Linked DNA regions of Homo sapiens: region 2 is linked to region 1. A link is a loop called in an ENCODE intact Hi-C map of the cell type or tissue named here. Cell type or tissue: ovary. All regions are shown on one strand. Each heading gives the region's core, and the rest is flanking DNA. Links, peaks and the distances in the headings are about the cores only. Region 1 overlaps WBP1L (WW domain binding protein 1 like). Region 2 overlaps SFXN2 (sideroflexin 2).

Evidence for each region. Hi-C counts contacts between places; a loop is a spot of excess contacts. Peaks named below come from ENCODE experiments on the same cell type or tissue, not always from the same donor. Only the 100,000 strongest peaks of a DNase experiment are listed, where the experiment ranks them.
Region 2: a loop joins it to region 1, with 2.6 times the contacts of the local background. A loop is called at or near these places in 48 of 110 quality-filtered maps.

Annotation. Positions count from the first base shown.
Region 1 is chr10:102,813,962-102,816,864 of GRCh38, forward strand. WBP1L (WW domain binding protein 1 like) reads left to right here. Exons shown (of 4, transcript NM_001083913.2): 4 at 1-2,301. Among named protein-coding and RNA genes, the nearest start is that of CYP17A1-AS1, 17 kb to the right of the region's middle. RefSeq lists an enhancer at 1,459-1,992. In ovary, for the core only: no CTCF peak of the experiment used is centred there; DNase peaks (open chromatin) are centred at 332, 1,620, 2,063, 2,481 and 1 weaker place; H3K27ac peaks cover 2,419 bases.
Region 2 is chr10:102,733,864-102,736,766 of GRCh38, forward strand. SFXN2 (sideroflexin 2) reads left to right here. Exons shown (of 12, transcript NM_178858.6): 11 at 1,999-2,046. Among named protein-coding and RNA genes, the nearest start is that of WBP1L, 8.6 kb to the right of the region's middle. In ovary, for the core only: no CTCF peak of the experiment used is centred there; a DNase peak (open chromatin) is centred at 1,558.

The sequences.
Region 1 (2,903 bases), core at 144-2,643:
TGAGGGGCCTCTTCCCCGCAGGCTCTGGCTGGCCGCAGGCTGGTTCTGGTGTGAAAGGTTATACTGCCTTTTCTTTGTTTGTTTGTTTTTTTCTCTAAAAACAAACAGCAAAAGACAGCTGAAAACAAGAACTTCACCGGTGGGCAGGCAAGAATTCTCTTCTGGAAAATGACGTTTGTGGCTCTTTCCCAAGTTGGCCTTCAAAGAGCCTGCCTGCTGTTGAGCCAGAAGATGTCTCGTGTGAAGGCTGGGGTGGCGGCTGTCTTGGAACCTCTGTGAGCAGGAGGCCCTAAGCCGCAGCAGTGGATAGAGGTGCAGCTCTCTGCCTCTCTGCCCTTTGGTCTGTGTTCACAGGTGACCCGTGTCAGCCTGCATCGCAAGCACACACCCTGCGGGCCTTCAAGTCTCACTGTTCCGTATGAGGAAACAGACAGCGGACTGAGGAAGCGATGGCCCCAGAGAAAGGGCCCCTGTAGCCTGGCTCTCACACAGTATTTTATCTTTGATTCTGAATAAATATTTTTTGTGGGGTTTTTTTTTTTTTTTTGGTGGCAGTTGTTTGTTTTAAACTGACCACTTGGAAGAAACACCTTGGTTATCTGTGGTTTTCATGCCTTGTCCCTGCCTCTACCCCCACCCCTTTTGAGTCGGGTGACTCATTTTTCTGTGTAGAGACTCGGTGGCCCAGGCAGGAGGTGAAAGCAGCCATCCGGAAGGCCCTGGGGACCCTTGTGCCTGTTGCTCGCCTTCAGGTCACCAGCTGAGCTGCGATAGGAAAATCTGAATGGAGGCAGCAAACAGCCAAAACAAACATTCCCCACCCGGCCCTGTGCATATGAAGTCTTTCTTCCCCCAACTCTTGAACGATGATGATATTCAGACGAAGCATTGATGTTATGGAAGAAAGAAAGAAACAAACAAAATATATATATATATGTCCAAAAACAGACAAATCCAAGGGTGTGAGGTAAACGAGTGTCTGCATTTAGATTCCACAAAACCAAAATCCATGTTGAACAAAGTTAAGTCCGTACACAGTGACTTTTTGGGTGAGCCGTGTGTGTCTGTCTGTTGTGTGTGTGCCTCAAGCCCTGTTTTCCTGTGAAGATACTTTGAGTGGCAGCCATTCTCTCCACGTGAACCACACGTCTGGAGCACAGACAGGCCTCTCAAGGTCATTGATCTTACGCATTTACTGTTTACCGAACAAATGTCTGACTGTGTACTCGGGTGTACTCCGCAGCATTGTCGACTGCAGTCCCCTGTGTTTGCCAGAGATACTGTGCTCGAAGTAGAGGTTTTACTCTACTCATCACTGCGATTTGCACATTGCTCCGTGGACACTCGGAGGCCTGCGTTCTGTTCCCTATAAATGGAAGCGTGCTCTGAGCCTGTCTGCCTCCCTCGGCTGCTGCTGGTCCTCAGTACCAGCGCCCGGGGGTGTCCACAACCACTTGGGACAGAAGAAGGTGGAATTTCAGACAGAAGCTTGACTGGGTCTTCAATGACAGGCTTGGACTAGCTGTGGCCCAGACATCGGCCCTGCCCAGAATTGCCAGGAGGAGGCTTTGCAGGCTCTAGAGGAGCCGCAGGGCCTGCCTGCCTCTGGTGAGTCCAACAGGCACAAGCAAGCTGGCGTGTGGCCAGAGGTAGCCGGAGTGTGTCACAGCCCCTCAGATGCCTTTCCTTCCACCTTTTTTTATTTTTTAAGAATCCCAAATAACTCACTGAAGTGTCTCAAAGGCGAACAAGTTTTACCAAAATGAATCCTTTTTCAGTTAACAGATCAAATGGATGAGTTCTGAGCCTCTCAAGTTCCTTTCCCCAGTTAGAGTGGGGAACTGGGCAAGTGTTAACTGTGGGACTCACTGCAGCGTCCTATCCTAAAGGCACGAGAAGACGGAAATGCAACCTGCGGAGCTGGGCTTGGTTCCCAGGTCACAGTTTGGCCCCCGCTACAGGATGCTGCCCTGCTCAGAGAGAGATTTAATAGGGAGCTGAAGGAATCGTTAGGGGGCCAGGGAGATGTGACTGAGGCTGGCTTTCCACGTGAATGAGACGGGGTCGGTGGAGGGTTTGGTGCTACAGCCAGTCAGAAGATTTGCAAATGCGAACACATTCCTGTGTGAGGCACGTTACCCTTTGTCAGTTATTGTGAATATGTGTATTTTAAGCAATAAGATTCAGCTGGTCAGACTTTTCTGGGCAGTCTCAGTGACGCATTTCCTGTGCTGTGATTGTTCTGAAGACAGAGTGGCTCTAACCACTGTGAGAAGCCCAAATAAAAATTGATCCCAAAAATGCTACTGCTCTTTCTTGCTGCACTTTGTTCCCTCTTCTTCTTCCTCAGTCTTCAGGAAATTGCACCTCAAGATCCTAAACCACAAGCACTTTTCTCCACACAGAGACTGAGAGGTTGTCACACAGTCATTGAGGATAGGGCCCTGGGCCAAAGAGAAACCACAGGGCCAAGGGCAGCTGGACAGTGCTGCTGGGTCCACACTCTGTTCTGAGGAGTCCTCCCCTCTCTCTGTCAGGGTGTGTTCCTGATGTTTGGAATACTTTGGAAAGTCCCACAAACAGGCTAAAATCAGATCCCGAGAAAGCAGAGACAAGTTTTGTCAGATACCCTGTTGCTAAAACATGGCTTTTTTTTGAGACACAGTCTCACTCTGCCGCCCAGGCTGGAGTGCAGTGGCGCGATCTTGTCTCACGCAGCCTCTGCCTCCCAGGTTCAAGTGATTCTCCTGCCTCAGCCTCCTGAGTAGCTGGGATTACAGGTGCCTACCACCACGCCCGGCTCATTTTTGTATTTTTAGTAGAGACGAGGTTTCACCATGTTGGCCAGGCTGGTCTCAAATCTCCTGACCTCAGGTGATCCGCCTGCCTTGAGCTCCCAAAGT
Region 2 (2,903 bases), core at 152-2,651, 80 kb before region 1:
TAAGTCTGGAGCAATTTTTTTGTTTTTTGCTTTTTTTTTTTTGAGATGGAGTCTCGCTCTGTCGCCCAGTCTGGAGTGCAATGGCGCAGCCTCAGCTCGCTGCAACCTCCACCTCCCAGGTTCAAGCAATGCTCCTGCCTCAGCCTCCTGAGTAGCTGGGATTACAGGCACGCACCATGATGCCTTGCTAATTTTTGTATTTCATCATGTTGGCCAGGCTGGTCTCGAACTCCTGACCTCAAGTGATCCACCTGCCTCGGCCTCCCAAATTGCTGGGATTATAGGCATGAGCCACTGCGCCTGGCTGTCTGGAGCAGTTTTACAGAAGAGATAAGAACGAGGAGACATAGCTTTGGCTGGGACTGTCATGTGTCCCAGACTCACACAGGAGGGAAATGCCACCAGTCACGTCAGGGTTCTTAGGTATCTGCCATTAACTGGAGATGTCCTAGCGTTCACCATGCATTTCAGGGCCACGAGACTAATGACAGCATCACTAACAGCTAACACTGACTGTATATTTTCTCTGTGTCCCCACTGAACCCAGTGTTTCATATCTATAATTTCACTTAATTCTCCCAGCCTTAGAAATCTACATATTATTATCATCTCCTTTTACAAATGAAGAAACTGAGACTTAGACAGAGTAAGAAACTTGCCCAAGGGTATATAGCTGGTAACTGCTGGAGCTGAGATTTGATCAACAGTCTAACATTATGCTATACCAACTTCTGCTAATTGAGTAGTTACCATGGGCTGGGTGCTTTACATACATATCTCATTGAATCCTCACAGTAACCCTGCAAAGTAGGCACTGCAAAGTGGTCTGCAGTAGCCCTAAAAAGTAGGTTGTCCTCCCTCTGTGTCTCTGAGGTAACTTGTCCAAGATGGCACAGCTAGTAAGTGGTAAAACTGGGATACCAACCCAGGTCTGTCAGAGTCCCGCGTCCTGTAAGACCTTGCCTCCCAAACCCTGGTCCATGCCAGCATCGTTGGCATCCTCTGATAACTTGTTAGAAGTAAAGACTCTGAAGTCCTTCCCCAGACCCCCTCAGTTGGCACCTGGCATTTTAATAAGCTCCTGAAGTTATATGCACAGTGAAGCTGGAGAAACTGCCTTTCACTGTGCTCTGACAGCCCAGGTGTTCAACCAATAAAGAAGCAGGTCTCAGAATCCACAGACTCACTCCTCCCCCTCCATAGTGCCCCTCCCCCACTCCAAAGTGCCCCTCCCCATCCTGGTCACTCCTCCCGATACAAGTCAATCCTCCCCCTCCAAGTTGCTCCTCTCCCTCCTCATCCCTCCTCCCCTCTGTGTCCTTCCTCCCTCTCCATGTTGCTCCTCCCCTCCATGTCCTTCTCCCTCTCCATGTTGCTCCTCCCTGTCCAAGTAGTTCTTCCTACTCCAAGTAGTTCCTTCCCTCCAAGTCACTCCTCCCCCTTCAAGTCGCTCCTCCCCATCCAAGTTGCTCCTCAACCTCCAAGTCATTCTTCCCTCTCCAAGTCGCTCCCCACCCTCCATGCTGTTCCTCCAAGTTGCTCCTGTCCCTCCATGTCGCTCCTCCCCCTCCATGTCCCTCCTCTCCCTCCATGATGCTCCTCCCCTCCATGTCGCTCTTCCCCCTCCATGTTGCTCCTCCCCCTCCAAGTTTCTCCTCTCCCTCCTCGTCGCTCCTTTCGCTCGATGCCAGCAGTGCCTGTGCTCCTTAGGCCTGCTGCTCACAGTCCCTGTTTACTTCATTGTCTTCTTCCTCTGCTTGAACAATGCAGTAAGGGTGGGAATGAGTGATGGGGGTCAGGAGGGTACTGGTTTTATCCCCCTGCCAGAATGAGTATCCTCGCACTGCGGGAACAGGAGGAGGGTTGGAGGGAGAGGATATGGTGCCAGCTGGGAAGGCAGGCCAGGTGCCTGGGCATTGCTCCTTTCCCTTGGGGATGGGGGATGGACGGGCCTGTGGGGAGATGTCCCCTGATGCTTTGGTTTCTCCTTTCTTGCAGCCTCATCTTCATGGTGCCAGTGGCGTGTGGGCTTTTCCCACAGAAATGGTATCTGCTGTTCATTCCTTACTTGGTTTAATTGACCATGCTGCCAGCGCGCTCCCTGATCTGCCTGCTGTCCAGAAGGAGACAGGGAAGGGGCAGGAAGGGCAGCACCTGTCTGAGGACAAGTGTCCATCAGCCTAAAGGCTGGGCCTCTTAACCCTGGTGAATTCTGACAAACGAAAACAGATCTGCGAGGGGCAGGAGAAGCCAGGGACAGGAATAAGGTTGCTCCCTCCCAGTGGAGCAAGCACTGCCTTGAAGAGAAGGTGGGGGAGCAACAACAGACTTTCTCTTCCTGCCAGCTGGGTTATTAGGAAGCTCTCCTCTGGCTGGATCTGGTTTTTAACTTTTTTTTTTTTCTTTTTTTTGAGATGGAGTTTCACTCTTGTTGTCTAGGCTGGAGTGCAGTGGCACGATCTCGGCTCACCACAGCCTCCGCCTCCCAGTTCAAGTGATTCTCCTGCCTCAGCCTCCAGAGTAGCTGGGATTACAGGTGCCTGCCACCATGCCCAGCTCATTTTTTTTTTTTTTTTTGAGATGGAGTTTCACTCCGTCGCCAGGCTGGGGTGCAGAGGTGCAGTCTCGGCTCACTGCAACCTCCGACTCCCTGAACGATTCTCCTGCCTCAGCCTCACGAGTAGCTGGGATTATAGGCACGTGCCACCACGCACAGCTAATTTTTGTATTTTTAGTAGAGACGGGGTTTCACCATGTTGGCCAGGATGGTCTCAATCTCCTCACCTTGTGATCCGCCCGCCTCAGCCTCCCAAAGTGCTGGCACTACAGGCGTGAGCCACCGCGCCTGGCCTCATTTTGTATTTTTAGTAGAGATGGGGTTTCACCATGTTGGCCATGGTTGG